Regions from separate parts of the Homo sapiens genome. Here regions 1, 2, 3 and 5 are each linked to region 4. Evidence: chromatin loops called from intact Hi-C (ENCODE). Cell type or tissue: endothelial cell of umbilical vein. All regions are shown on one strand. Each heading gives the region's core, and the rest is flanking DNA. Links, peaks and the distances in the headings are about the cores only.

The links. Hi-C counts contacts between places; a loop is a spot of excess contacts. Peaks named below come from ENCODE experiments on the same cell type or tissue, not always from the same donor. Only the 100,000 strongest peaks of a DNase experiment are listed, where the experiment ranks them.
Region 1: it touches region 4 in a loop (8-fold over the local background); 16 of 110 quality-filtered maps call a loop at or near these places.
Region 2: it touches region 4 in a loop (4-fold over the local background); 2 of 110 quality-filtered maps call a loop at or near these places.
Region 3: it touches region 4 in a loop (6-fold over the local background); 8 of 110 quality-filtered maps call a loop at or near these places.
Region 5: a loop joins it to region 4, with 3 times the contacts of the local background. A loop is called at or near these places in 4 of 110 quality-filtered maps.

Annotation. Positions count from the first base shown.
Region 1 is chr4:139,726,318-139,732,510 of GRCh38, forward strand. MAML3 (mastermind like transcriptional coactivator 3) reads right to left here. Exons shown (of 5, transcript NM_018717.5): 3 at 4,099-4,350. It also overlaps a transcript of MGST2 not described here. Among named protein-coding and RNA genes, the nearest start is that of MGST2, 64 kb to the left of the region's middle. In endothelial cell of umbilical vein, for the core only: no CTCF peak of the experiment used is centred there; no DNase peak of the experiment used is centred there.
Region 2 is chr4:140,092,412-140,098,604 of GRCh38, forward strand. The region is part of intron 1 of MAML3 (mastermind like transcriptional coactivator 3); the gene reads right to left. Among named protein-coding and RNA genes, the nearest start is that of MAML3-AS1, 33 kb to the right of the region's middle. RefSeq lists enhancers at 1-664, 2,624-2,673. In endothelial cell of umbilical vein, for the core only: no CTCF peak of the experiment used is centred there; DNase peaks (open chromatin) are centred at 1,880, 2,490, 3,450 and 3,860; H3K27ac peaks cover 4,800 bases.
Region 3 is chr4:140,606,979-140,613,171 of GRCh38, forward strand. No RefSeq gene overlaps it. Among named protein-coding and RNA genes, the nearest start is that of UCP1, 41 kb to the left of the region's middle. In endothelial cell of umbilical vein, for the core only: a CTCF peak has its summit at 3,242 (motif pointing left); a DNase peak (open chromatin) is centred at 3,203.
Region 4 is chr4:139,653,637-139,659,829 of GRCh38, forward strand. No RefSeq gene overlaps it. Among named protein-coding and RNA genes, the nearest start is that of MGST2, 9.1 kb to the right of the region's middle. In endothelial cell of umbilical vein, for the core only: CTCF peaks have their summits at 1,597 (motif pointing right) and 3,546 (motif pointing left); DNase peaks (open chromatin) are centred at 1,685, 3,555 and 4,265; H3K27ac peaks cover 1,833 bases.
Region 5 is chr4:139,758,910-139,765,102 of GRCh38, forward strand. The region is part of intron 2 of MAML3 (mastermind like transcriptional coactivator 3); the gene reads right to left. It overlaps LOC124900781 (a long non-coding RNA gene), which reads left to right and starts at 4,147. Exons shown (of 2, transcript XR_007058276.1): 1 at 4,147-5,874. In endothelial cell of umbilical vein, for the core only: a CTCF peak has its summit at 2,736 (motif pointing left); DNase peaks (open chromatin) are centred at 4,042 and 4,902; H3K4me3 peaks cover 170 bases; H3K27ac peaks cover 2,062 bases.

The DNA.
Region 1 (6,193 bases), core at 598-5,597, 73 kb after region 4:
AATTTATTTACCCATTCTACTAGTGATGTCACCTTTGGTGTTTCTAGTTTTTGTGTTTCAAATGTGACTGCTATGAACATTCCTGTACATGCCTTTGGTGAACATCTGTATGTATTTCTGATGTGTGGACTTGCTGGCTCATGAGGAATGCGTGCTGAGGGAAGGGGTTTTGACATGGACTGCCCAACATCAGCCTGCATGCTTTCCTTAGGCTGTGGGGACTGAGTTGAAAGGGACAAGCAACTGCTTTTTAATGACCTAAGTGGATGCTTTGGGCATAGGAAGATGACATCCTCAGGAGTTATACAAAAAAGGCTAATCTTATTCCCATGAAGCCACACTGCCTGTAAAATACATCTCTACATGTAAACTATTCAGCATTTACTGCTTTGAGGAAACCATGTGGGATTCCACATATACCAGCAGACCAGGAGGCCTGCATATTAGTCTTTCTTCTTCCACTCACGGGGATGCTGCACTGCTAGTGTTGCTACCAATATGCTGGGAAGGCTATTATCATTATCATGCTGTATGTGCAAAGGGAAAGAAAATAAGAGTGATGTAGAAAGAGCAGAGAAAGAGGTTTCAGTTCTAGGTCTGCCGTCAAGTAGCTTGCGTGACCTTGGGGATGTTGTTTAACCTGCTCCCTGCAGCTGCTGAATATTCATTAAGCACCTTTCATCTGCAAGGGCTATAAAGAATATACAACAAGGTCCCTGTTCTTTAGAGTGTTCATTATAAAAATAACACACACTGACCACCTCTTAACGCCTGTGTTTATTTCAATTTTTTCTCTTGTGTTTGTTCCTGGGCTGCTCTATAATTTTCTTTTCTTTTTCTCTTTCTCTACAAGGCCAGCCAGTATTCTGGCAACCAAAGAAAAAACAGCCTCTGACTCGTTGACCCCATCCCATGGTTCCTACCATAATGTTCTACAGAAAACTGTTGAAATTAATTGATTGTGTAGACCATTAAAGTGTAGACAAGAAACCACACAAATCTTTTAGGCAGCAATAGAAGGGCATTACTGAGAGTAAGCTGAGCATTTAACAGCTTCTCCTCAGTCAAACTTCCCATATAATATAAGAATTTAACTGTCCCACTTACGACTAGGAATGAGCCCCTGGCAGCCTGTGGGGGACTGAGGGTGTATCCTGGAGTCAGGAATCAGGAGTCCTCAGTTCCATCCTGGCTCTGTCTCTCTCTAGCTCTGTGATCTCATATAAATCACATAAGCTCAGTTTCCCCACATAACCTCAGTTCCTCATTTGTAAAATGATGGGACTTCATGATGTAGAATGTTTCTAAGTTCTGTCTAACCTTTGTGAATGGATGAGAGGTTATGTGCTTTGAACTTTTGGAGAATACGGCATTAAATGTGAATTCATGCCTACTTTCAACCTGCACTGCTCTGATTGCCAAGTCTACTGAGAATCATTTTAAAGTTTCCCAAAATATGTAAGATCCCAAATCCTTCTGTTTTCCCTCACATGTCCTTTCAGGAAACCCAAAATCTGTTTCCAAAATCCAAAGTGTGAGGACACTTTCAATGCTGCAGCAACCAAGATTGGTGTTGATCTGGCAGTATTCACTCTCAAAACGAAAAACTGAGAGCTGGCCGGGTGCCGTGGCTCACACCTGTAACCCCAGCACTTTGGGAGGCCGAGGCAGGCAGATTGCTTGAGCCCAGGAGTTCGAGACCAGCCTGGCCAACATGGTGAAACCCCATCTCTACTAAAATACAAAAATTAGCCAGGCGTGATGGTGTTTGCCTGTGGTCCCAGCTATTCTGGAGGCTGAGGTGGGAAGATTGCTTGAGCTCATCAGGCAGAGGTTGTAGTGAGCCGAGATCATGCCACTGCACTCCAGCCTGGGTGACAAAGTGAGACCCTGTCTCAAAACAAAACAAACAAAAAAAAGTTGAGCACTTACTCCTTGTAGACCTGCACTTGGACAACCTGCACTAAATCTGCACCCTCCTCAGGTACAGGCAAGACGCTCCACTGACCTGGCTGGGCCATGTGGCTGCAGCTCTCACATGACATTCGCTGACACCAGGGCCACGTGACAGGCCCCCACATACATGTGTGCAGCACATACAGCTTCCAAAACATTTTATACACATGATCTTATGTGATCCTTAAAGCAGCTACATGAGGTGGGCTGGGAAATTATTAAAACCTAATCTGGCAGATGAAGAGGGAAGTTAGTGGTTTTTCCAAAATCACATCACATGCAAAAGAACGGACAAATCTTGGCCCTGAGGAAAGTGATCCTCCCCTCATCCCTCATCATCTTTTGGTACACACAGTTGCTACGGAATGATCCACAGGTCACGGCTTCCCATTTCCCTTGTCTTTCCCAAGAAGCCCCAGCTCTCTCCATGCTCTGGATTCTGAGGGGTCTCCCCTGACCTCTCACCTCCTTGTCTGGGGGCATCATCTTGACGTGTCTCTTCTCACACTCTTCCCACACCCTGTGCTCCCCAGGGTCGGGCTGGCCTCACCGTGTGGGAACACCCTTGGGCTGCACAGCTGAGCTCTGCCTGCTTGCCCTGGGCCTTCTTTGTGTCTTTGGTCACAGCACACATATCAAAAGCCATCACTCAAAACATCAGGCACACCTGAGATTTCCTGGGATTGGCTGAGGAGAGGATTTACAGAGCCCAGCTGCCCTCGGCAGCTCCATTTGTCACTGCCTGAGAGAGATTAGCATGGCTCCTTGTCGCACACCTTATGTAGGTGAGAGGGATAGAGGTTTGTTTGTACAATAGCTGCCAGGCGGCTGACTGACCTTGGTAAAAAGGGAGATAATTACACAGCTGTTCAGGAACAAAAGCAAAAAAAAAAAAAAAAAAAAAAAGGGAACATAAGTGAACTGTGCTCAGCAGTACAATTTTTCTCTTTGGGGGATGCCTGGTGTTACTTTGAACTGCTATTCTTGGTTAATAGGGACCTCCATGGGCCCGTGTCCTACACAGGATACACGGTGGTGGATGCTTAGTAAATTTGCAAAATTCTGGCAGGGCGTGGTGGCTCACATCTGTAATCCTAGCACTTTGGGAGGCTGAGATGGGAGGATCGCTTGAGGCCAGAAGTTCGAGACCAGCCTGGTCAACATAGTGCGACCCCGTCTCTATTTCTTTAAGAAAAAATTCATAAAATTCTGACCCTATCAGGAATATTCTAGAAGGATAACTGTGAGGCAGACTTATGTTGGGCCTTCAGCTTTATATGACAACCTCACACCTCCTATAAGAAAGAGCCTGCTGTGCAAGATTCTCTGTGCAGACCCTCACAGAAGCCGCCTGGGGATCTCTTGTGGACAGCCTCAGGCCTTTCCCTAGGATAATGCTAAGTCAGGTATGGGCATCTCTAAAAACAAAACAAATTGAAATCTACAGTAGCAGTCTGCAGGGAAGGCTTTCTCTCAAAGCTGAGGAATTATAGGGCGAGGGTGGACAAAGATGCTTAAGGTAAAGCTGTATTTGTGTTAGGCTTTCCTTTAACTCACAGATTTCCTGAGCTGTTTTAAAAGCTGTGGGGAGTTTTCTTAAGTTTGCACCCTGTGTGTGACCCAGAGTTCAGGTTTCCAGGTAGTTCTGCAGGCCTTATTATTCTGCTATTGTTCCTGATCCATTGTTCATTACCCATTCTATAGAATTCTTCTCAATTCCTCTTCCTGTCAATTTCCTCTAAGAAACAGAGTTCTCTGAATTATTATTTTTTTCTTCAAGCTAGAAATATTACGGCTTATGGAGCATGTGAGACAGTCCCCGCCATGTGCTGATTACACAGACCCCTGTACCAGAAATCAGAAGGAAAGGAGTCAGACTTGAATCAAAGAAATGTCTCTGGCACACAGGCCTTCAAATTGATGGCTGGAGCCTGTCTTTTAAGAACAAATTAATTCATTATAGGAAAAACCCTAACTAATTGAAAGGTCTAAATTCTTCAGGTTCTCTTGTGATCCTGGGAAATGCTAGACCGTGAGCATCTTGATGGAGGATGTGAACTGCCACTTCCTCACAGGCAGCAGGCAGGTGCTGAATAAGTGCTTGCTGAATGAATGAATGAATCACGCCAAGGGGCATGTTACCTGTTCCGCCAAAATCTGCTGCTGCTGCTGCTGCTGCTGCTGCCTTTGCTCCCGCAGGAACTGTTGCTTCTGCTGCTCTATCAACTGGGCCCGCTGATCAATGAGCATCTGCTTCATGATGGCTGCTTGGGGCTGGCTGCCCAGGAAGCCGGGGCCTGCGGGACTGGCTCCTGAGACCATGCCACCTGAGCCTGGGGGCACGGAGGACTGCATGGGGCCTGTGGTTCGGGGAAGTCCAACTGGATGCTGCTCCTGGGAAGACAAGAGAGAGGGAGATGCAGGGATTCCCCATAGAGACTCACTGCTGTTTGAAGGGAAGCCCCTGGAAAAAGGGAACGGGGCAGAAGTCCCAGCTTATGGACTGGAGGGTTTTTGAGTGGCACGCATTGCATTTCCATAAACGTAGCTTCAAACCCGACCTTACCTGAGTAGAATGAGAGAGGCCACAAGGGACAGTAAGAGAGCATGGCTCTGGGAAGTCCAAGGCCAAGTCCAGTCTGTTTCGGATGGGACTGACTATTGCATATAGACTGGATTTTCAACTAACATCCTGTGTTCCTCCAAGGAAAGGGAATAAGCCCTCAGGCTGAGCTCACCTAAAGTCTGGAACACGAGACACATCCTGACCTCACCTGTTAATCCTTATTTCTTACTGTCTACTTGGCCAAAATGGACGTCTTCTTTGCAAGTAGGAGGGACATTTGCAGAAAACTGCAGGAATTTGTTAATCAACAGATCTGATATTTGATGGAATTCTAACGAGTTGCAACATTTGAGAGCTTAGATATATGTCAGAAAGAAAAATCCTCCTGGCCAGAGTTGTTGATGGTGAGAACTGGGAATGTTTTACACCGATCAAAGCTATGTAATCTCCTAATATTTTTAAAAATAGAATTGAGTCGGCCGGGCGCGGTGTCTCACGCCTGTAATCCCAGTACTTTGGGAGGCCCAGTACTTTGGGTGGATCACGAGGTCAGTTCGAGACCAGCTTGGCCAAGATGGTGAAACCCTGTCTCTACTAAAAAAAAAAAAAAAAAAAAAAAAAAAAAAAAATTAGCCAGACATGGTGGTGGGCACCTGTAATCCCAGCTACTCGGGAAGCTAAGGCAGAGAATTGCTTGAACCCGGGAGGCGGAGGTTGCAGTGAGCCGAGGTCGCGCCACTGCTTTCCAGCCTGGGCGACAGAGTGAGACTCTTTCTCAAAAAAAAAGAATTGAGTCTTCTATGTCTGGGATAATTTAAACATGGGGTGTTGGATTGGGTCTCTTGATTCTATAATTATATGTCAGCCAGTCGAATGATGGCAACTTTTAAGGACTGGTCCTTAGGGAAGAGGAGGTCAAGTGGTAAAGACCTAATTCCACACAGCCCAGGTGACTACATGGAGAATGTGCTCAAAGGCGAAGTTTATGCTCTGAGCTGGACAGTGTAGACTATTAGGGGAAAACAGTGAATGGGAAGAAAAGGTGTGTGGCCCAGATTCAATTTCTAGACACTTCCTTTCCTATTTTTTCTACCAAGACTACCTAGCAGTGGCAAGTATGTTCTGAACATTCTGCAGAAATTCCTTCTACCTCACTGAAGTTTCAAGTAATTAATGTGAAATGGAGGAGTTGACACAGATTAAATGGGCACACATATAAGGACATTCACAGTCATTTTGTGAAGCACTATTATGAGACCTAAATAGCAAGAAGCAAATGTGAATAACTCTGTCATTTAAAAATTTTTAAATCCAAATTGGATTTTAACATTTTTCTTCTTTTTACTTTATTGCCTTTCCAATGCAGATACCGTTAAACATATTGGCAGTTTTTTCTCAAAGCAAATAGGTGAAGTTTCTCTCTGTCTCTCCTAGAGAGACCGTCCTGGATTTGATTCCCTATGGCTTGGGCTTGTGTTCCTCCCTTCCTTCTGTGGTGTGCTGTAGAACCATGCAGGCTTCCCTCTCCACTATGACTGACTTCAACTGCATCTTCAGTTGCTCTTCTTCCCTCCAAACAAAACAAAACAGCAAAGCAAACAAAAGCCAAACCAAACCAAAACGCTACTCCTCTTACCCTAGAAACAATCACCCAAGAAGCTCTGGTTTGTT
Region 2 (6,193 bases), core at 511-5,510, 440 kb after region 4:
CAGCATCAGATGAGAAGCCGGGTGAGGCATGTTAACCGAGAAGCCCTCCTCCAATTAATGTGCTATTGCTCCTTTAAAACCGAGAACAAACGGCGCGGCCGCTCCTGATCCCGGAGGCTGCAGAGCAGTAATTGTCACTTAGCCACTTAACTCCCCGCCGCACTGCTCACTCACTCATCGTGGTTTATCTCTCAGCCAATTACTGCTGTCATTTGCGTTTCAATGTGTGCCATCAGGGGCCAGGCCCAGTCGACAGCAGAACAGAAAACACCGGGAGGAGAGCCGACTGGCTTCCAGAGGCGGGTGGAGCCCACACCTCATTCCCTGCTGCTCTGTGGGAGCTTGGAAGGTATTCTCCTATCGCAGAGGCTCCCAAAACAGCTCCAGAAGGGACCCAAAACTACCTGACCACACTCCAGTTTTGTGCTGTGCCTGGCTGTACACTGAGGCAACCAAAAAGAAAAATTTGAGCCCTAAGTACCAAGTCAATAATAAGGATGGTGATATTAAAGCAACAGAAACTTTAGCAGCTTAGTGTGACAGCAGACAAGAGACAAGTAGAGGAAGTGGCAAGGATTCCTGCACTGTATTATTGTGAAATCCACCCAGGGCTAGCCTACAAATGTGAAGACAGGAAAACTTTATAGGTCTCGCTGCTCTTTTATGCGAGCAGATTTCCAGGCACGATGTTGTTCACCCATCTATAACTTGGCCCCAAAGTGTGAGGAACATATGAATTTTCTTAGGCGGTCCTGAGTTGAAATATCTAAAAATTATATTTGCATTCTATTGCCATATTATAGACTGGTGATACATTCTATACTTGGTAACACAATTTCATTTTTAAAAAAATTTCTTCAAGGCACAACCAGATGTGACTTTTTATAACTAAATCAGAAAAAAAGCTTGCCAGACCATGTGTCCAGATTTTTCAGTTCTGCAAAGATATCCTTTCTGGTTGCTCAGTGGATCCTAACCACAAAAGCTAAGACTCATGTTTGTTTGTTTTTTTTTTTTTTTTTTGAGACAGAGTCTCGCTCTGTCGCCCAGGCTGGAGTGCAGTGGCACTATCTCGGCTCACTGCAATCTCTGCCTTCCGGGTTCATGCCATTCTCCTGCCTCAGCCTCCCAAGTAGCTGGGACTACAGGCACCCGCCACCACGCCCTGCTAATTTTTTTTAATTTTTTTTTTATTTTTAGTAGAGATGGGGTTTCACCGTGTTAGCCAGGATGGTCTCGATCTCCTGATCTCGTGATCCGCCCGTCTCGGCCGCCCAAAGTGCTGGGATTACAGGCGTGAGCCACCGTGCCCAGCCAAGACTCATGTCTTTAAATAGTTTGTTTACTCTGCCTTCCTGGATCAAATCTATACCATCATGTGCTGCATTAGGGCTTTTCTCCCAGAAGGTTGAAACCTCCCATGATTGTAGAGGCAGCACCTTGGCTGTATTACCCTAGCCTGAGATTTCCTTTGGAGTGCATTCGGTCTGGCCGTCAGGTTGTCCTGCTCACTGTGCAGCATGATCCCCCTGACATTCCATCCTTTGGAGCCCCAGTAACCACAGCAGGAGGGCCAGCAGCTGAGGCTGAGCCAGAAGAGACCTGTTCTAGCTGGATCTGCACAGCCTGGTCTCTGGGTCTAAAATAAAACTCTTAACTTCTCTGCCAATGAGCTCTGCCAGGCCTGATGACGTAACAGGTCCCTTCAGTTCTATTTGCAGGCAAGGTCCATTTACATCAGGATTTCATCCAGGTAAGGGGGAATTTGGGAGGGGGAGGGAGTGAGGGACTCTCAGAGAATGGACCTGTCTTCCCATCATGCATGGAAAAGGTCTGAAAGAGCTGGTGAGGTGCCAAAGTAATTGTACACGTCATCTTGAGCTGTGCAAAGAGGAGCAGGCCTAGCTATAGCTAATTGCTATCCTCCGGCTATATGCTCCCCACTGAATACCAGAGAGGGGAATCTGTTCGGTGCATAACAAAGAAAAATCACAAGTAAAATAAAGCTAAGCAGCAGCCGGCCAACGCTGTGATGCTGCGACCGCCAACCATGGCCAGCCACACACAGGGAAACTCGGATTTGTCCTCACTCATCTTCTCTCAGGCCTTCTAATTAAGAAAACCTTAAACTTGGAACCAATTTACTCCTTTCTCGCTCATTTAAGTCATCACCCTGACCCATCTCTGATGAAGACAGAGCACTTCAAACAATGGAGAGTAGTTCCTAAGATAGCCGGTGGCCAACGTGAACTTCCTAATTAAGGACCCACACAAAAGTAACTTTCTCTTCTTCTGGGCTCTTTGTGTTTGTAAAAATGCGGCTTCAAGCTGAACAAACTATTTGATCATCTTCCCGCTTCCTTCCTCCTTTCCTGTCTGTCTGTCTGTAATGTTTCTCAGCTGATCAATAGCTGTCTCTCTGTGTCATGAAGTGTGCAATAAGCTGTTCTTTTTCTTTTGTCTCAAAGCCAGAAGACGCTGTATGGAAAGACCAGTTCCTCTTCTCCCACCCTTCTAGCTGTGCGTGGCAGCCCAGTGGAGGTCTGGACGCTTGCCACTGAGTGCCAAGAGCAAAACCCAGGCCAATCAGCAGGACGGATCCAAGCCCCTGACTGCAGCAGAGGTGCCTCTCCGCAGCCAGGCTGCAGCCACCCACAGCCTTGGGGCTGCCCTGACCCTGCCTCAGGCAGGAGCCCCGCCTCCTTCTCAAAGGACGTCACAGAGTACCTGCCCTTGGGGTGCCACACATCTTTCTTTGCTCTCTTTTTTCAGATTCAATTTGCCTGAATAGGAAGAACCTCTCCTTCCTGCCTAATCTATTCCCAGAAATCCCAGCTGCTCTCCCCAACTTTCACAGAGCAAATCAGTAGGCCCACCACTGTCCATGTTGGAGATCACACTGAGCCTCGTCTGGACCCCCCACTGCTTCTGGAGCATCTCCACAGACGGTCAAATCTGCATATCCAAACCTGAATCCTTCATCTTTCTCTCCCACTTGACCCCCAATTGGCAACAACACCCTGCGCTCCAGGCTGAGGGTCAGGCTTAACTGTCCCCTCTCCTCATCTCCTACATCCTCTGCAAGCTTTCTAAATTTTATTTCACACACATTTCTCAAATCCAGCCCCCAGAATCTAGAGATAAGACCACAGCCCTAGTTCAAGCCCAAATCCATCCTCCTCACTGCCCTTCTTGCCCCCTCTTCTTTCCAGGGGCCGCCTAACACAGAATTCTAACTCCATTGCCCTGTGTCCCTCTGCCCTACCCTCCGAGCCCCCCAATAACATCTGAGAACCCATGTTCCTCTCCACTGTCACCCACTCAATCCTTGCAGCAGGGACCTGCACTGGTTCCTACCCCGCCACAGGAAGCTTCCTGCTTCCTGTTCAGGCTCCACCCTCTCCAGAGAAAGGCCCCTCCTCCCCTTCACCCAGCTAATAACTCTGACTTTGTTCACGGACTCCCCACCTCCAGACTGGGCTAAGTGCTTCATACACATTTCTGTCATTGGATCAAGCTCCTAAAGGGCAGGGACTGGGTAATATTTCCCTGTGTAGTCTCAGCACCCAGTTACACACTGTGGGCTCCTGTTACACACAGCAGGTTCTCAGCAATTGGGATATTGCATTTGTACTTTCAGATTACTAGCTGATGCTCTCTATTACCTACCACAGGGCAATCAATACCTAAGTATGCCTTAGACCCATTCTGGTGCTACCTATTTAAAGAAGGCAGACTCCTAGACACCAACGGTTGTGTCTATGGAACATATTTTGTCTAGCAACTTACGCACTTTGGGGTACTTAATAACTTGATGGAGTTGAAGATGATGACGGTGACAATGACGTCAACCAGGACAGGAAACTGGAGATGATTAGACATCCTTTATTCTCCAAGGCTGTGTAGCTGCTTAAAACAGTTCTCGATGAGTCACAGAATGACAGCTCATTTATCTTGAAACCTTAACTAACCAGAATACAGCATGGACCCTCAGTCAGACACACTTCTGAGAAGCTGAAATACGTATCCGAAAGTTCACATGCTTGTCCACACACAAGTTAAAGAGGTAACTTGTGGAAGGGGTCATCTAGTCTGCATTCAGGGCCTATTTATTCTTGCTTAACATTCACCTTGATAATCTATGCGATCTCATTCCTCAGTCACAGCAAGTTATTTGATGTAAAATATGAGAAGAGGCGAGGTGGCAAGAGGCTGCTGGGGACTGACACGTGGGAGCAGTGCAGAAGAGAACCCTGACAAACCTTAAAAGAACACAAAGTACATAGTAGTCTTGGGATGGCTCATGTTGAGGGACAATGAGTTCCACACATATTAACAAACCCTAATGACACCATCACACAAAGGTACAATATTTACCCTCACGATGATGAGCAAGATACCGAGAGAGTTACATTCTGTGCAATATTTTCTACCTGCAGAGAAAAGGAAGTTGAGAGAATATTTTAAGATGATTTCTATCAAGGTGATTTTTTTTAAGGAGTTTTAGCATTTACTGAAGTAGATTGCATTTATCTGGAAATTTTGCTGCTGAGATACCTGACAAATGAGCCATTGCTTAACTTCATCCAGCATGGAACTATTAAGTAGCCACGGCACAGGCCTTGCCCACCAAGAGTGCACAGCCTAAAACAGCCCAATACCCTGGAGAATACATTTGTATATTTAGTTTTATTTTAAAACACAGTGAAACAGGAAACACTATCTGCCAGAAAACTACCAAATATAGAATGTCCCACACCTCCCCATCCATGCAAAACACAAACGGACTAAGATTTCAATTCAGGGCAAGAGCATAAGAGATGAGTCTATTTCAAGGCAGGTTCCACTTGGGAAATGATAATCTTCTTTTGGTCTTGATAACCCACTCTCCTCAGTCTCTCTCTCCTTTCCTCTCTCCCTCCACCTTTCACCACCTCATCTCAGCTCCTTCAGTGTACAGGAGCTGCTTAGAAGGAGAAGACGAAGCCGAGGTTTTGTTCGAGTTGTTACAGTCCCATGGTCATTTCCGTAGTGGGTCAGCAAGTACAACCAAAGTAAATCCAAAGAAGGGAAGGATGAGAGCTACCTGGTTATTTTTCAAAAAGATGGGGCTTTGAAATGGGATTTAAAAAAAAGTTGGGAAGTATTAAAGGGAAAATCTTCCTGAAACCGGATACTGAAGAAGGAATGTACTGAAGGAAGACGGGGTGAAGAGTGGCCAGAAAAAAAAAAAGGTTAATTTTATAAATAATACCAAAGAGTTAAGTGGACAGAATGATGGGAAAGAAGCTAAAGTTTGGCCACTTATCTGACCATACCTGCAAAACTGGAAATTTCACAACCTCATCTCCAAGCTCACGTTCCTTCGTGGTGACAAGAGGGAAGTGAAGACTTTTAACCAGATGGGAAAAGTTACCACAATATTTCCAATACTGTGTTTCCACCAAATATTTCCAAACTGGCATAGGATAGAGGGCATGAACCAGCTATCACTGACTGGCTTGGCATTTTTGTCAACCTGCCTGTATTAAGAAACCTGTCTTGAAAAGAGCATTTTTATTAAAAGCTAAAAGCCTTCAAGTCCTCCACGTTTTTCTCCACTACGAAGTATTAGAATAGAGAGAATAAGCTATCGTTCATTTATTCAACATTTACTGAACACCTATTAATTATGTGCTCGGTCCAGGGAGTTCTTAAGAGTTCTCACATTTTCAAAAACTGGGAGAACTTCTATTTTGCATATGTGAAGTGTGTTTATTTATACCCAAACAATATTGTGATAAAGAACATTTGTAGTTCACTCAAAATATTCGCAGTATGCTCAAAAGGGCAAAGGTTTTTTGAATCCGAGCTCTATTACATACAATGCGCACGTCCTTGGGCAAATTATTTCTCTAGACCTTGTTTTCTTCATCTGTGTAATGGGGAACTAGGTTTCATCATTTTTTATGAAGATTAAGTGAAATATCAGCTGGCAAGCACTTAACAGAAGCTGGCACATGGCATTCAAGCAATCATGCATTTAGTAAATATTTATTGAGCACCTCGTATACGCCAGGCTGTGTTGTAAACACAGAGCCTCACCAACCAAAGGGAGAAGCCAGATTCCCCCTTTCTTATCCTTCCCGTATCATCACCAGGACTTCTCAGGGGCTCTGAAAGCCTGTGAAAATGAAACCAACTGGACGCAGTA
Region 3 (6,193 bases), core at 598-5,597, 950 kb after region 4:
ATTGACTGATAGCTTATATCTTCCTAAATTACATAAAACCAACCTGTAGCCTGACCCCCTTGGGCGCATGTTCTCAGGACTCCTGAGGGCTGTGTCATGGGTATTGCTCACTCATATTTGGCTCAGAATAAACCTCTTCAAATATTTTACAGAGTTTGACTTTTTTTGCTGACATTTTGTATAGTGGTAGAGTCCAATGGTGAGTTTGTAAACTGATTTCATACTAATGAGTTAGTATTGTAGTCCCTTTTAAAAGAAATATTGCTAACCCAAGCTGGCCTACCCAAAGCATGTTTGGGTCGGGGAAGAGTACACATGGAGGCCCTAGGCCCACCCCCCACCATTTTTTATCTCACTGTGGATGGCGTTGTGCATGTGGATGTGACACCCCAGCTTATATATAGAGGGTCTGTAAACAATCCTCCCAACAGGGAACTCCTAGGCACCCTTCTGCCCAGGGTGCCATGCCTAGGTACATGGCTCTGCTCTCACGAGCATGAGGAGAAGACTGGGCAGGTCCTAGGAGGGACTCAGAGCTGTTTGGGCAGGGTAATGGGATTCTGGTTACCAGAGTGTGGTCTGGACAAGGTGACTGGCACAGTCCCCCTGACATCAGTCTCCTTGGTCCTTCCAGAGCAGTGCGTGGTGGGGGCAGCATAGTCAGAGTGGCTGGACAAGGCAGAGCCCACTAAAGCCTGAGGCCCAAGGCAGGACACCAACTGCCCACGTCTGAGGACAGTACTAAACCCAAATTGCTCTGCCTAGTGGCATTTCAGGCAGTATTATAAATAGATATTGAAAAATACAGGCAGAGTGAAGAACAGGTAACTCAGGGTAGTCTGCCCACAGGCTTAGCTTCACTAAGCCATTTTACTAATTTTCTTCCTTTCCTCTTCTTGGGAATCAGAGAGCTCACAGAAATCTCCAGGCTTGTTTTTTTTGACTCACAAGACTTTCAAATTGGCAGCTGCAGTTAGTGAGGAGGGAGGGAAAAAGATAGAGATGGGAGTCCATTTAGGAAGGACAGAGATGTGTGTGGGGAGGGAACATTTATTCCCAGGAGAGGGCTCCAGTGATCTGTGCTCCGCTTTGCTGACTCTTTTGCTACTCTTCCCTTTCTACCCCATCCCCAGGCTCTCAAATTACAGACTTTAAACTGGGCATAGTATGTCTTCCCATTTCCAAACTGTCCGTCTGTAGATGGGGAAGGAAAACCGTAGAAAATATCCATGGAAGTGTAGACAAGTGACTGTGTTACCTGCTGACGCCTGGTTCAGGTAGCTTGGCCCTGTTGCTCCTCTCAATACCTTGGGGTCAGTCAGAGCTAAAGGTGACAGTCAGAAATAGAATGTGTAGGCTGGGCACGGTGGCTTACGCCTGTAATCTCAGCAATTTGGGAGGCCAAGGCAGGTGGATCACTTGAGGTCAGGAGTTCAAGACCAGCCTGGCTAACATGGTGAAACCCCATCTCTGCTAAAAAATGTGGTGGGGGACACCTGTAAACTCAGATACTCGGAAACTGAGGCAGAAGAATTGCCTGAACCCGGGAGGCAGAGGTCGCAGTGAGCCAAAATCATGACACTACACTCCAGCCTGGGCAACAAGAGTGGAACTCCGTCTAAAAAAAAAAAAAAAAAAGATATGGAATGCGTAGCTGGGTGCTGTGGCTCACACCTATAATCCAAGCTACCTGGGAGACTGAGAGTTCAAGACCATCCTGAACAACATAGCACGACCCCATCTCTTAAAAAAAAGGAAAAGAAAAGAAACAGAATGTGAAAATCTCTAAGGGGGCTGGCCTCCTTTACTCTGGATGTTCTTGAAATTCAGCCTAGCTCTTTTACTTAGTGAGCTCTTTATGTCTTTCTCCCACATGTGTACAGTTCTCTCTCTCTCTCTCTCTTCCTCTTTGTCTCACCAAATCTAGGAAAGAAAATTATCCTACTTTGTGTGCTGGTGGTGTTGTCTGTGAGCTTCTTAGTGGAATACTGGAAGGCCCACCCTGCTTCCATCTTTCTGACAAGGTCCAGGCTGTATTGTTTTAAAAGTAATGCCCTTGGCTGGGTGCGGTGGCTCATGCCTGTAATCCCAGCACTCTGGGAGGCCGAGGCGGGCGGATCACGAGGTCAGGAGACCAAGACCATCATGGCTAACACGGTGAAACCCAGTCTCTACTAAAAATAATAATAATAAAAACAATTAGCCAGGCATGGTGGCACGCACCTATAGTCTCAGCTACTCTGGAGGCTGAGGCAGGAGAACTAATTGAACCCGGGAGGTGGAGATTGCAGTGAGCTGAGATCATGTCACTGCACTCCAGCCTGGCAGCAGAGCAAGGCTCTGTCTCAAAAAAAAAAAAGAAAAGAAAAGAAGAAAAAAAAGTAACACCCTTGAATCCTTAAACAATTGTCTCATTTAATTTGGATCATTTTGACCTTTAAGTTTCTTTATTCAGATCTTTAATATTTTTAAGGGAGCTGTTAAAAGAGGAATTGAGTTTGCCTCCTTTGCAGAGAAAATTAAAAGTGTACCATGACACTGAGTGCCCTTGGAGAGGGGGAGATCTTTGGAAGTTTGAAGGGTGATCCTAGAAGGTGCTTTTGTACGTGATTGTAGAGGGGGCAGAGAAAAAAAAAATGGCCTCCACCCATTGTGTTTCTCCATGAGCTTTGTGAGTGAGGCCACTGGGGAGTCACCTGTTCCCACAGGCTGGCGCTCTGATGGAAGAGTGCCAGTTAGGCAGGCCATGGAGGAGGGCTCTGTGACCCATGAGACACTGGCACTGCAGGAATATGACGTTGGCAGTGTTTTAGGAGGGGATTTTGCCAGCTTAAGGCCATGAACCCAAGAGGAAATTAGATTTTAAGCAGAAATAAAATCCTGTGGAAATATTTAATGTTAGGTGATGTTTGCATCATGAAGGACATCATCTCTCTTCCATTGAATCTTTTCCTCTTTTTGTCCGTGGCTTCCTGTGTCTGTAATAGAATAATCCATTGTCTCTGCTGAGTGCTGTCTGGAGCAGAAGCTTTTGTCAAGCTCTTCTTGATAATATCATTTCAGTTACACTTGAATTCAAAGCTCTTCTCTCTTTTTTTTTTCCTAAGTGTCTCTAGCATTAAGGGAGGAATGGATCCTTTTAGTTTTGACCACAGAAATAAAACTTCAATCAGAACATGTTGAACGCTGGCTTCAAATTTAGTCACCAGGAATGGTCTTTAGCCCAACATTACCCCCTAGTGGGATAAAATAGAATAGATATTAATGAGGTTATGTGGGATGCATTTGAATGGGTGTAACTAGATGCTCTGGCTTGGGCCTGCTCTGTGACAGATACAAGTGGCTGTTAAGGCCCCATGGAAAAATGCATCTCCCCAGCTCTTTGGAAAGCCACTGGCCTTCAGTGAGCGTGGAGCAATTCCTTCTGCTTAATAACCCCCTCTTTCTCTTTCATTTTATTCTCTCGTTGTTGTCATAGTGAATGGCATTTAAGAACTGGAGAAACAAAGCACAGAAGTCATGTGTAAAAAGTGTAACAGATTTGATTTCATAAAACATGCACACTGTCATATAATGCAAGACACCAAAAGTTAGAAGGCAAATTCAAAAGAACCTAAAGGAGCAATAAACATTGTTTAAAGTAGCCCATAAATGTGTAAAATATTATGTATCGATTTAAAAAATTCAACTGCTTCACTGTGAAAGGAATTTGAATTAAAATGAAATATCATCTTTTATCCATCAGATTAGCAAAAATAGAAAGAGTGTTAATTTCAAATGTTGCTGAAGGTATGTAAGAAGGGAGCACTAGCTGTTGATGGGAATGTAAACAAGTGAAGGACTTTTGAAGGCAATTTGACAGGATCTGTCATGACTTTAAATGGACATATGCTTTGATCCAGCAAGTTTACCTTTTCAATCCTATCCCCAAAAGATATTCTTATATATGTCACAGATCTCTTTACAGTAATATTCCTTGCCACAATGTTTATGATAAGAAAAGCCTACATATAAGTAAAAGTCCATCAACTGAGACAGAGGGTGGGGCAGCATAGGTGTAACTAAATAAATTACGGAACATTTCCTTTTCATGGAATACTGTGCTGACATTAACATAAATGAGACAGAACTCCATATACACCTATGGAAAAAATCTCCATGACCCTCAGGTGAAACATGAAATCACGGAATAAGTTTTAGTTTGATTCAATTTTTGTGTGTATGTTTTAAAATCGTGTATGTGGCCAGATGTGGTGGCTCATGCCTGTAATCCCAGCACTTTGGGAGGCCGAGGCGGGTGGATCACAAGGTCAGGAGATCGAGACCATCCTGGCTAACACGGTGAAACCCTGTCTCTACTAAAAAATATAAAAAATTAGCCAGGCGTGGTGGCGGGCGCCTGTAGTCTCAGCTACTCGGGAGGCTGAGGTGAGAATGGCATGAACCTGGGAGGCAAAGATTGCAGTGAGCCAAGATCGCGCCACTGCACTCCAGCCTGGGCGACAGAGTGAGACTCTGTCTCAAAAAAAAAAAAAAAAAAACACCACACACACACACACACACACACACACACACACACACACACACACACACAAAACACAAAAAACGCGTATGTGTATGTAGACACATATAGAAATTTCTAGAACAAATGAAATTCAATCTATTAATAATACTTACCTCCAAGGAGAGAAGTAGGAGTACAGAAGTTAATAAAGGAAGACTTTCTTTCTGCCTCACTTCTTATTGGTCAATCTGGGAATTCATTTTGCTGTGTCTGTGTATTACTCGTATGGAAAAAAGTAAGCAAAAATAAACACTATTATGTGATATTCATACAGATGAACGATATTTCAAAGGAAACTTCTCTACTATAAGACAAAGAGAGTTTAAATTTAGCATAGCGGCAAGGCTAAGCCCAGTGACAAGTCCTTCATCAATTGTCTTTTTTTTTATTTCCAAGAAATCTCAACACATGGGTAAACATTGTGCTGGAGAAATGAATGGCTCTGTAATTTCCCAGATAGTCAGAATCTTTTTCTGGCCTCGTGGCTTCATCATTGCCTGACTCAGCATGTGTACTCAGGGCCCCTAGAGTGAGCCATGGTGAACCAGGTGGTGAGAGTTGCAGGGAGTGACGGTGTAGGCTGAGGATTCCAACTACTGTGTCTCTTCACAGCAAACACCTGGACATGGGCAAGCCACCCAAGAGACAGTTTTGCTCTAAAATGGTATTTTTTGCCCCTTCCCATTTGGAGCAAAGATACAATTCCAAAGAAGATTCTGAAATATTCATGTTAACCCATGTATACTATTAAAGCTATTTCATCTTACTCATTTTCAAAAAAGTTTATAATTTCATAGGTTGCTTAAGTCTTTTAGAAAATCAATATACCCAGGTTAACTCCATAGCAGCAGCTATTTACAAATTCTCTTGTTTATGAGACAAGCTGTTGAAACAACCCAGTGCCCTATCTCAAAATATTTTGCGTTTTTATCTTTTCATAGACTCTTCCAAATATCTTCTCAGTTTACATGAGCATTTAAGAAGGATCTGGCAAGTTCAAGTATTACTTCCTTATTTACTTCCTCATTATTAAGTACAGTTCTTTATTTCTCACAGTGAGAAGAGATATTGTGTTGCATTACACTGAAAATACTGCACAATTCAATACAAATTATAGAGTTATATTATCCAAATTCTGCTGCTAGGGTTTCATTTTTGTCCTTTGAAATTTCATACTGATCACTTCTTGGTTTATACCAAACTTTCTTTCACTTTTGAAACTTCAAAAGTAAATACTCTTCCCCATTTCCTACTCTTAGGTCTAAATTTGCAGCAGGAATTGAAGGAGGGATTGAAATATTGCACCTGGCTCATAGAATTTGACAGCATGACAAAGGATGCTGTAAAATATGAACCAAAAGGGGAAAATGAATATACTCTAATACCTTGGATATTTTTGGTCCTTTACCTGTTAGGATACCAACCAATGTTGAGAAATAGTATATACATAGGTAGTGACTGATCATAAACTTTCATATATGCTTGTCTATTATCCTGTAGGAAGGTGGGATGGTGAGAGGCTTAAAACAGAGGAAAACATGATTACATTAAAGTTTTCAAAAGATCACATAAGCGATAGTTTAAAAGAATAACTGAGGAGTGTGAGAGGGAGGACTAGGGGCAAAAAAT
Region 4 (6,193 bases), core at 626-5,625:
CTCCTGAATTTTCAATCATGCACTCTACCTTGGCTCTGCTGTGGCCAGCTGACTTCCGGTGGGGCCTCTGCAATCCTGCCACCTAAGGGCCACCAGCCATACTCCTGGTGTCCCTGGCTCCTGTCTGAAGTGCCACACTTGCAGGGCATGGGGTGGTATCACTGGAGCCAAATGATGAACCCTGGGAAGCTGAGTTGTTACCTTGCAATGAGGTTGTTCTGGTGACTACTCAGGTGTGACAAAGTACCCCAAAGTTTAGGGGTTTATAACAACCATTTAATTAGGCTCTAATGAGTTATGTGGGTCAGTAGGGCACGGTAGGACTGGCATGTCTCTGCTCTTCAATGTCTGAGGCCTCAGCTGAGGAGACAATGGCTGGGAGTGCCCCCACAGCTGTGGGCTAGAATCATATGAACGTATATCCATGCAGGTGGGGCTGCGTGCTGGGGCCATAGCTGGAGCTGTCACCCAGAGCCCTTACACGTGGGCTCACATGGTGCCCTTCGGGTAGCTGATTTCTCTCATGGCAGCCGAGGGCTCCAAGCATGAGGGCCCCGGTGAATAAAGCAGAAGCTGCCCAGCATCACTCCTGCTGCGTGTCCCCACCTCAAGACGGGAGAAATGGCAAAGAATTTGCAGTTCTGTTTAAAAACTGCCATGGGGGAAACTGCCCCAATGGGAGATGAGGTGTAGAAGACAAAGTCCTGAGAACACATGGACACATGGAGGGAACACACATACCAGGTCCTTTCTGAGGGTGGAGGGTGGGAGGAGGGAGAGGATCAGGAAAAATAACAAATGGGTACTAGGCTTAATACCTGGATAATGAAATAATCTGCACAACCAACCCCGTGACACACGTTTATGTATGTAACAAACCTGCATATGTACTCCCGAACTTAAAATAAAAGTTAAAAAATATATATAATAAAAGAAAATAAGTTCCCTCTCCTTTCCTCCCTTCAGTGGATTGTGCTGAGGTGCAGTTTCTCCACTCAGCCTGTCCAGAGATTCCCCGAGGGCTGGCTGGGGTGCCTGTGCAGTGACTGGCTACATCTCATCACAGGGCATCTGAAGCAGCACCCCACGTGGACATGCTCTGCTTCTGGCCAATCTGCCATACTTGGCTCTCCCATCACTTTTGCTGCCCTGATACTGCACCCGCCAAATAAAGCCTCAGCATTCCAGCCTTGTCTAGAAAGCATGGGCTAAGGGACCCTCTACAACCCATCTGCCCTGAAATGCAATTGATTTGTTCTTTTAAATCTCTTTCTCCATCCACACTGACATTTCCCTAGGCCAGGCCAACATCTTCTCTTGCCTAGACCATAATATGCTTTCCTAACAGATCCATTCGTATCTACACGAGTGATACTGCCCCATCAGTCCACACTGGTGTCAGAGTGATCTTTTTGAAACAAATCTCATCACAAAACCTTCCAGCTTAAAACCCATGACAGGCTTCACATCCTCCTTGTAAACAGGGTCTCTCAACCTCAGCACTACTGACATTGTGAGCGGGGCAACTCTTTGCTGTGCTGTGGGGGCTGCCCTGTGCAACATAAGATATTTAGCAGCATCTCTGGACTCTACCCACTAGGTGCCAGTAGCACCTCACTCCCCAGCTGTAATAAGTAAAATGTCTACAGGCATCACCCAATGTCCCCTGAGGACAAAATCATCCCAGGTTGAGAACAGCCGGTATGAAGTAAGCATACTTAACATGACCCTATGTGGGCCAACCCTGGCACAGCAGACACTACTCTCTTCCAGGTCTCTAAGCAACAGCCACACCGGACTTCATTCAGGATTCTTTGACCATGCCATAGCCTTTCCCTCTACAAGCCTTTTCCTGTTCTTTCTCAGCCTGGAATATTCCCCTTTCTCCTTCCAGTCCACCCTCTGACACACACACACCTGTGCACCATTCATCTAGCTAACACTTTAGGATCAGTCCTCAGCCAAAATGTCACTTTTGCGAAGGCTCTTCTTGCCTCCCAGACTAGGTTAGGCCCCCTGACATACATTCGTATGGCAGTTGGGACCTCTCACAGCACTCCCCACATTGATCATGAATTAATTCGCTTTGGTTATGGCTTGTTAATGTACATCCTCCTCACTCTGCTGTAAATACTGTAAGAGCAGGGCTGTTGTCTGTCTTGCTTATTCCTGGGTCTCAGCACTTAGTATGGAGCTTGGCATGTGGTAGGTACTCAATGCATTTGATGAATGAATGAATAAATGAACTTATGCACATTCTTTTTTTTTTTCTTTTTTTTTTGAGAAGGATTCTTGCACCGTCTCCCAGGCTGGAGTGCAGTGGGGCGATCTCGGCTTACTGCAACCTCTGCCTCCCAGATTCAAGTGATTCTCCTGCCTCAGCCTCCCGAGTAGCTGGGACTACAGGAGCATGCCATCACACCTGGCTATTTTTTTGTATTTTTAGTGGAAATGGGGTTTCACCATGTTGGCCAGGCTGGTCTTGAACTCCTGACCTCAAGTGATCCGCCCGCCTCGCCCTCCCAAAATCCTGAGATTACAGGCATAAGCCACCACGCCCGGCCTTATGTGCATTGCTATTTTCTGGTTTGTTCCTTTCTTTCTTTCTTTTTTCTTTTCTTTTTTTTTTGAGATGGCAGCTCAGGCTGGAGTGCAGTGGTGCAGTCATAGCTCACTGCAGCCTAGAACTCCTGGACTCAAGCGATCCTCCTGCCTCAGCTTCCTGAGTTGCTGGGATTACAGGCGTGAGCCACTGCACCTGGCCCCCTTTCCTTGCTTTAGATTTTTCTCTTTCATTGCAAAGCAGTACCCTCATTCCAGTATGAATAAAAACCCAGTTCTCGGATGTTTTACCAACCAAACTGTCTGCCTGATCTTGAGAAACTCTTCAGACACTGCCCAGCTCTCTGACCCACTCCTTTCCAAATAATTTTTGCAAAGTTTTTGTTTTTTTTTTTAACCAAGCCACTTTAAAAGCTAGGGGTACATCAAGGGATCAAATCAAAGTCCAAGGTGTGGTATCCAATTCCTCGGAATATTGATCAAAAAACGGGCATCCCCTTGGCTAGGGATTTCCCCACCACCAGGTGGAAACCTTGTGTCTTTTCTCACCCCTCCTCTATCCCCTCGCAGTTTGCCACAGGGATGCCAAACGTAAAGTGTCCTTTTCTGACCCTTCTCCATGGAATGTACGTCTCTGGGGCAGCGTCTGTGTTTGGCTTCCGTCTAGCTCTGAGTGGATCAGGACTAACGGTTAAATCCTGGTATTTTTACATTTGAGCACCTGTGGGTTTTGAGCAATTGACTGTTACAGGTCGCTTGCTGGAAATGGTCAATGTGTTCATACCTGAAAAACTGAATTTTTATAGGACATTATTTAGAGATGATTTTGACAGTTTGTGTTAACTGACTTGTTCCATTTTCACTGATGTGCATCTGTAGGGACTTCTGGAAACCTGGAGGAGTAAGCTATCACAGGGACCTCAGAGGGTGGCTTGCCTGGAAGCTGAGCTGCCTCTGGTGGTGTTATCCCGGCAGGTCTGGCAGCCCTGGATTGACTCCCCCTAGCGGTTTCACAAAATATGTTATTTTGATAGAGCACCTTAAACTGCAGCTCCTAGCTCTAAATGTGTGGCTGTTAGAATCCTTCTACTACAAATTAGGGATGAAATTAGATGACCAGCCAGTGGGACCTCTGAGAAGAGAATGAAAAATAGGCTCATGCAGGAGAGGGCGTGGAAGGGCGGATAAGCTGTTTTGTCTGGAATTCCTGTCCCAGACAGGTTTGTCTGGGAATGGCCAGAAACTGAAATTCTGAGGATATCATCCTGCCCAAGTCCCAGAAGCAAAGGTGAGAACCAGGCACACCCTAAGGGCAAGCAGGAGGGAAGAAGAAAAGAAAGAAGAACGAGGGAAGAACAAGAAGAAAGAAAGAAGAAGGAGGAAGAGGAGGAGGAGAAGGGAGGGGGAGGAAGGGGAGGAGAAGGAGGGGAGGGAGAGGCGGAGAAAGGAAAGGAAGAAGTGGAAGAGGAAGAAGAAAGAAAGAAAGAAAGAAAGAAAGAAAGAAAGAAAGAAAGAAAGAAAGAAAGAAAGAAAGAAAAGAGAAGCAGGCAAGCAGTTTTCAAAGTTCTTTATCATCTTGCTAAGGTAGCTGAAGGATGCAGTCACAGGCCCGCATGCACAGGAGGGCTTTCCTGTTTGGGGCCAGTAGGTTTCTTGTTTTGCTGTGTTTCCTTTCTTTTTGTGCAGGACGTGACTTGGCCTCCGATCTAGACACATCGGTGTTTTTGTGAGTCATGTTCTAACAGGATTGTGCTGTGTTGAAATGACTGTTGTTTGGTGTGTCAGCCCAGATGCAGGTTTAGCACCACATTTCAAAGTGAATAAGAGCTGCTTTTAACTGTTTGTTCTTAATCCACCAACCTTTTGTGTTTTCTCATCAAAAGAGGGGTAGCTTGCCCTTTTTCTTTTGCCTTAAGCCCCAGAGAGACACCAAGTGAAGCCACGGTACCCCTTTTTTTCTTTAAGTAGCCCAATCACATAATATGCTGTAGGTTTCAAGAGAGTAAACTCTCCTCTGGTGCATAGAAATCTCAGTAAGTTCTCTGAGGCAGTAGTTGGTAGTCCTGGAGATTTTTCAGTTAAATCAGTGTTTATTTCAAAAACGCCCTTGGTGATTCTAATGTGAGAATCACCAGTCTCCATGCACTTCAAAGCCAGTGGGCGGGGAAGTACTGGGCCCAATCAGCTGAGACTCGGCTCCAGCCACACTTACCTTTGCTGGTGCCTCAGAGCCTGTTGCCCCATCTCAGCCTCAGATTTCCCTCCCATGTCTGTCTGTCCTTCTCTCTTCCACCCAGGCATACTGTAAACTCCTCCAGTGGAAACCAGCATTTCTCCTGGGCTGCACCCGTGAGGCCTACAGGTCCCATCTATTCCCAGCCTCACCTCTTCCCTTCTGCCACTGCAGAACCTTCCACACCCCTTTCTCCTCTATCCTGGCACCACTGATGCTCACTTTGGGCACCTACCAGATTATTCACCCCCTCAACAGCCCTGCCCCATCTTCCCTCTTTTGGATGCAGTCAAATGGAGTGATTTGTCAAGCTCTTGAAGCTTTCTAGGTCTCAGTTTCAGTTTCCTTATCTATAAAATGGGAATAATTTACAGGCTCCTGGGAGTTTTGTGCAAGTTACATGAGACCATGTGTGCTTTGCTGGCGTGTCATAATGGATCCTGGATGAGGCCCAGACATCTGTGTGTTTCTGTCACCTCCAGTGTGGTAGCAGTGGTATGGGCTATGCTGAGAAACATTGGTTAAGACAGTGGTTCTCCACCTGGCTGTGCATTAGGATTACCTGGGAAGCTTTAAAACGTTCAGGTGCCTAGGCTGAACCTGAGCTAATTAAATCTGAAGTTCTGTAATTTTTAATGACCCCTCCTCACATGATTCCAATGTGCAGCCAAAGTTAAGAGTAAAGGCTCTGGGGCAGCAGGACTGGGTTGTACTGACTCTGGGCCAGTCACTAACCTCTCAGCCTCAGTTTCTCCATCTGAAGAATGGGAATAATATATGCACTTTACTGTTTGACTATGCAGATTAGTTGAGATAATTCTGTCCAGTGGTTGGCATAGGGCCTAGTACAGTGCCTTCTGTTGACTGGATTTGGGAGCTGGCAGGGTGGGCATGAGAGGCCCCCATCAGAGTGAGGCCTTCTCAGCAGCCCTGGGCTCATCCAGAACACCTCAGGCCTCTGGGCTCCAGGCTGTCCCGTCTCTTGCTGCTCTATCCCAGCAAGTTCAACAGTCGAGCTCTGAGCATGGCCTACAGGAGCCAGGGCACGTTCACGCCAGTGACCCTGTTTTAAAGTATCTAATACAAAGTACTATTCAGTTTAAAAAGTTTGTAATGATTCCATGAAAAAGGCAAACCAATAGTATTAGTTGTTTTTGTTGTTGCTTAATTGCCAATATGCAGTATGTTACCTAATTTATGGGTTCAAATTTGATTTAAAACACAAAAGCAAAAAAAAAAAAAAAAGAATAGAAAGTTTTGTTTCATGTGTGGTAACCTGGAAACATGGCCACCATTTATATTATTATTATTATTTTTTGAGACGGAGTCTGGCTCTGTCGTCCAGGCTGCAGTGCAGTGGCACGATCACAGTTCACTGCAACCTCCGCCTCCTGGGTT
Region 5 (6,193 bases), core at 509-5,508, 110 kb after region 4:
GGGACCTCTGGGCATCGTGGCACCTGAACCTCTCTTGATGAGAATCTACAAGACATTTTGTTAGATGTTTGTCCATCCATCCATCTGTGAAAAATCACAGTGATTGGTTGAGAGACTGGTTCTAAAATGAACATCATGTACTTGGGAGACAGATGTCCAACAAATCACAGTCACCCAGAAAGAACCTTCTCGCCCATGTGATTTCTCCTCTGATCCCTGATGTTCAAACTGACATTTGAGGGGAAGACAGAAATGTGTCCAGATAAAACTCTCCAGCTGGATGGTACAGGGCACAGCAGTTATGACAGAAAGAGAAGAGCCGCAGCAGAAGAGCAGTCTGGTTACTCCCCCAGGGAAATAACATCCAGAGGGATGGGGGACTCCAATATACTGCCTTGAATATCAACACACTGAAGTATGCAGCAGAAACAGAATGAACCTGCTGGAACAGGCTGGTGTCTGTGGGGCTCACGTGGCAGGGAACTCCTGCTTCCTACCCCTCCACATCCACCCTGCCCTTGCCCCAGGTCCCGGCCTGACTCCTCACCTTGAACCAGCATCTCTCCCTTACAATTTTTCTAGCTGCTATTAGGCTGTAGTCCTGCTCTAGGTGTGGAAGACCAACTCTAGGTTCTGGCCATAAATTGTTTTAGCACCTAGGCAAATTGCTTTCTAGGTTATTAAAAGAACTGCAGATGTTAGAGGCTGTCTCTAGGATTGTTAGACAGCCTTGTTTTGTGCTTTCTTTACCTATTTTGATTTTTCTATAAGAAGTATGCATTATTTTAATATTTTTGGGAAAAGAAAAATGATTTAAGATAAAAATATTTTTTTGCATCTGTGGTTATGGAAACACTGTTAATATCGAGAATGAATAAATAATGGAATACTGGAATGAACCATGAAGAGAAGCAAGGCAATAGCCCACTTTCACACAGGGGGTAAAGGCGAACATGATATTGATTTCTTGCAAAGTTTTAGGACAAAAGATTAAACAGGATTTCTGAAAATATGTAAAACAAAGAGGCCACCTTTCCCATTATTCTGTACTGCTGTTAACTGATTATAGTAGGGGAATGCCACATATGTGATACTTCTCAACAACACGGTATTTGGCAAACTCTCTCATGACAACTTTTGGACAAAATGGAAAACAGTGCATAGAAGTCAAGAGTAGGTTCCTTGGAAGCTGGCTGAAAGTCTGGTCCTACTGGTACCCAGATTGGTGTCAATCTAGAAAGAGTTCTCTAACGGGGAGTGATAAGGCACTGTCACTGATGTAGATGAAGGCAGCAGATACAATGATACAAACCTGAAAAGATGAGCTAAATTCTCCCTGTGGAGTTTCCAAGATGCTGAAAGTTGAGCAGAAACTCAGGTCAAACTTAACAGAGGTAAATCTAGAATTCAGGTGAACAAGAAACCAGCTACACAAGTTCAGGATGGGAGGCAGGGAAGTGGGATAGATAGAATGTGGGCTTTGGAATCAGTCTGCTGGGCTGTAATCCCAGCACTTCGGGAAAATTACTTAACCTCACTCAGCCTCAGTGTAGGTGGGAGAATTAAAAGGGACTGATGGCACCATGTTTAGCACAGCGCCTGGCTCATGGGCACAGGACACGCTCAATAACTTTATAATTATTAAATGTGGCCAGACAAGAGTTCATTGTATACAGAACACCAAGGCGCTTCATTGCCCAAAGGAACAGTAAGAACTGACAAAGTGATGAGGCTGTAAAACACGTGAATTTGAACTTAAGCTGCAGATTCAGGAAAGAAACTGTACTACTATATTCTATACCCATCAGAAGCCATCTGGAATATTGTTCAGCTCAGGACACCACGTTCTGAAAGAGATACCAAGAGGCTGGAGTGTATCCAGAATGGTGTGACATGAGAGTGAGAAACAGCTGGACAACTAGAATCATTTAAGAAAGAAAAATGAGTACAGGATGGTCGTGACAACTCTCTTGAAATACTTGAGGAATTGTTATATAGAAAAGAGAGTCAAATTGCTCTGTTGTTCTAGAGGACAGCTTTCTTTTCTTTTCTTTTTCTTTTTTTTTGAGATGGAGTTTCACTCATGTTGCCCAGGCTGGAGTACAATGGCGCAATCTCGGCTCACTGCAACCTCCACCTCCCGGGTTCAAGTGATTCTCCTGCTTCAGCCTCCTGAGTAGCTGAGATTACAGGCACGCATCACCACACCTGGCAAATTTTTGTATTTTTTAGTAGAGATGGGGTTTCACCATGTTGGCCAGGATGGTCTTGAACTCCTGACCTCAGGTGATCTGCCTGCCTCAGCCTCCCAAAGTTCTGGGATTACAGGCATGAGCCGCTACACCCGGCCCTAGAGGACAGCTTTCTAAAAGTCTTCAGCCAAGTTTGTTTAACAAAAGGGAAAACTTTTCGACAGAATGGACCATGGAACAGGTTGCTTCATTTCCCACCACTGCAAGTGATCAAAGAGAGTCTGGAGGGGGCGTTAGGGGAATTGGAGAGGTTTTCACAGTTGTTCCCCTTCTTCCTCCTCCCTGCTCCAACAGCTACAGCCTCTACTGCTGGACCTTACTAGGCTTCCTTTCATCCCATTAATGATGATTAGATAGGACACAGAGTCCCCCAGTTCCTAACCTTCTCCACTAGAGCACAGAAGGCACATTCTCATGCACAGATGCATATTCATCCAGCAAGTATTCGCTGATGGCCCTCTACAGGTCAGGAAGTGTGCTACTTGACAGGGGCTAAAAAGATGAACAAAGTATATCCCCAGGGAGCACCTAGGCTAGTGAGAAACAGGCCCCTCAACAGATGCCTGTGAAACGGTGAGGCAAGTGCAGTGATAGAGATTAGCACGGGGGACTCTGGAATCACAAAAGAAGCTCAACTAACCCAGCCTGGCTGGGTCAAGGGGAGTCAGGGAGAGTTTTCTCCGGGAGTAGATCCTGGAAGCTGTGTGGGAATTGGTTAATGTGTTAGAGGAAGAGGGACAACATGAGCAAAGTAATGAAGGTAAAGAACAGCCCTGTGGACAAGCAGTTCTATATTGCTGGATTGTGAAGCATAGGGCATGAGACAGGAAGAAGTCAGGCTAGAGAGGTTGGATGGACCGAGAGCCCAGGGAGCCCAGTGTGGGTTTCTAGGAGCTTCTATGCCACATGCAGAAACTTGCATGGATGAAGGACTCTTGTTCGAGCTGCAGAATCCTAACTAGTCCCTGGCCTCTAGAAAATATTTGTGCAATTGTATGTTTCATTACCATGCATGTCCTCTGTTCCATGAGTGCAGGGCCTTGTCCATCTAATTCATCACTATATCCCCCGTGTCTAGCCCAGCGCCTGGGACACAATAGGTGACTAAAAAGGAAGAATGGGAACAGAAAGGATGCAGCTTCACAGGGTTTTTGTGAGGCTTCCTAAGGTGCTATATGTAGCATGCTTAGAGCACTTGGCCCTAGCATGCATGAATAAGGGACAGTGATTGTGATTATCATTCATTTGCATTTCTTTTTCTCCTGTCTTGTTGATTTTTCAAGCCCACTGCTTATAGTACCTTTGCTTTTGTGGCTGGCCCTGATTAATACATTTTGATGAGTAATAGTGTTTGCCAAATGATAACGGTCCCCAAAGAGGCCCCCAACCTACAGAGAGTTACAGAAATATTCAGCATCATAAACCAAAAAAGGATATTCAAAGGACAGAATCGAGGAACTGATTTCCTCAATGGGAATACAAAACTTATGTTTGCAGGCAGGCCTCCTCGAGAAAGTATGCAAGTGTCACATGAGGCTCCATCGCTACACTCATGGCCAAAACTTTAACCCCCGTGAACCCTGGATAAAAGGCAGGTAGAAATGGTTGAGAATAAACTGTTCTCTGTAGACCTCGTTGACCCTAACAACCATCTGACGGGGCTTTAATCTGGTGGGGTGTGGCCAGGCACAGCCCATGGAGGAAAGAAAGCCCCCCTTTCTTTCCTGAGGAGGGCTGGAGAGGGGGTGCGTGTGCATATTTCGTGTCTATGTGCCAAAGTTAGGCTTCCTGACATTGTTTCCTCTGGCTTCTCTTGGCACAGTGTCTTCCTGGTCTATGAAGGCCTGCAACTGGCTGATCTTGGTTAAAGGGAAACTGACCAGTGGTATTTGGTGGATACTGCTTGTCCTAAAGATTCAGGAGGAATAGAACTTTCTCCAGGAACCCAGGGACTTATCCAGGGATGACAATCTAACTTTTTAGGGTCTGATTGAAAGATCTGCATCCTTGTGGACAAGAACTTAACTCTACAGAGGAGATTCCTCCTGCCACAGGATTACACCTGGAAAGATTTTAACATTCTTTTCCTTTGTCAAGTCCCCAAAGGATACATTCCTGATAGGGAATCCTAGAGTTTATTCTCCCTTGAATGACTAAGGCCCTAGGCAAAGCTGAAGAGGAGTCTGGATTCTGTGAGAATGAACAAGGCAGCTGCTCGGAGTCGGCTGCTGAGGGGGCCATCTGTTTAAGCAACGAGAAGTACGGAGCTAAAGAGGCACACGGTATTCAAACATGTGAGTTCCCTGCACCAGGGCTTCTGGTCAGTTCTTCAATCAGGAGAGAAAATGATGCTTAGGTGTTAAAGGTTCAGGGGGAGCCGAAATGACTTCAATTGCCAAAATAAACAGAATTGCTTAATTAATCTAACTAAAAAATCCTGTTCAGCATTGGATTAAAAAAATCATGTTGATGCTGCCCCTGTTTATTTGGCTGAATCCTGGACTGAGAGGGTATATTTAGCCTCAGTGTGCTTGCAGGATTGCATCTTGCAGCTCAACAGGAAATATCTGGAGTCACAGCTAAAGATATCTCTGCATGTTCAGAAATTTACGAGCAGCTGTAAAAGTGGAGCTATGGTGGGCAGAGTGCTGGAACAGTCTCCCTTTCAAATGAGAGAGGCCGCTGAATTAAACACTTGAATATACCAAGTTCATGGCAGGCAGAGGGCACCTGACATGCTAAAAATAGCCAAAGTGGAAGTGCTTCTGTTGCTAAAATAATACTGAACTGGTATGCTCCTTTTCTCAACCCACAAGAAATGGGTGAAGGGGTAGAGGGTAGGCTCTGAGATTCCAAAAAGTGTGTCAGAAGCTATGCCAAGTGAAAGTCATTTCCTCATTTTGCCACTTTTCAAAAATAAATAGCTTTCTTAAGCTGAGCAAACTGAAGTAGCAGTAATCAATATATTATTTTTTAATAACACGAGACAGAAATGGTAGCAGCAAAAAGACACTGCATACCTGGATCTGTAGTCCTGCTGACAAGCAATCCTGCTGACGAGCAAACCTTTTCCATCATGGGCAAGACTCATTTATTTTTAAACATCCTTTTGCTAGACTCCCTTATCAGCAACTCCACGCCCTGCTCACCAATGCCCGGCTGGAAAGGTCCCTACTTACTCCTGTGCACATGCCTGGCAAGGCTGCTTGCTAAACAGCATGGACAAGGGGACGTCTGTGCCCCTGCATGTTGCCGGGCAGAGGAGGCTACGACCTTTTCCCGAATGGCCATTAGGTCCAAGAGCCACTGAACTTTCATTCTGTGACCGAGGACATTGTCTCATCTTTCCAAGTCTCACTTGCCCTTTTGCCTGATGTGGGGCTAATAGAGATTACCCTGGTGGCCTCCTGAAGTTGCTGTGCAGATCTAGTGAGCTAATGCATGCGAGAGCACTTTGTGACTCCCAAAAGCCTGAAACCTGATGGAGGATGTGGTTGCTGTTGTTATTGGGCATTCTACTGGAAACGCGGGGAAAGAACAGCAACATCTCCCGGTGATAAGGGAGTGCTGTGCACAGACATTGAGTGTGTTCTCTTTTGTGGGATGGTGCCATCTTCCACAGGTACAAGCACTGTCCACATCCCACTGAGAGCAGCAGGGGCCACAGGAAGTCCGCTTGCTTTCAATGAGCTTGGCATGGCTCACTGCCGGCATCGCGGCCACACTCCTGCTTCAGTGACTGCACCTACTCTGGGCAGCTCCCAATGCAGGGCTGGGCCTGGGTTCACGGGGAAGCAGGGGCTGAGACAGAGGTGAGCCCAGCCTCAGTGTGAATGGTTATGAAGTTATCACCAGTGCCTACCCTGGGACCAGTCCCCCAGGCTGGTCAGTACTCCTAGCTGGGAGGAGAGAGATGCCTACCTTATCTTAGGCAGCCCCAC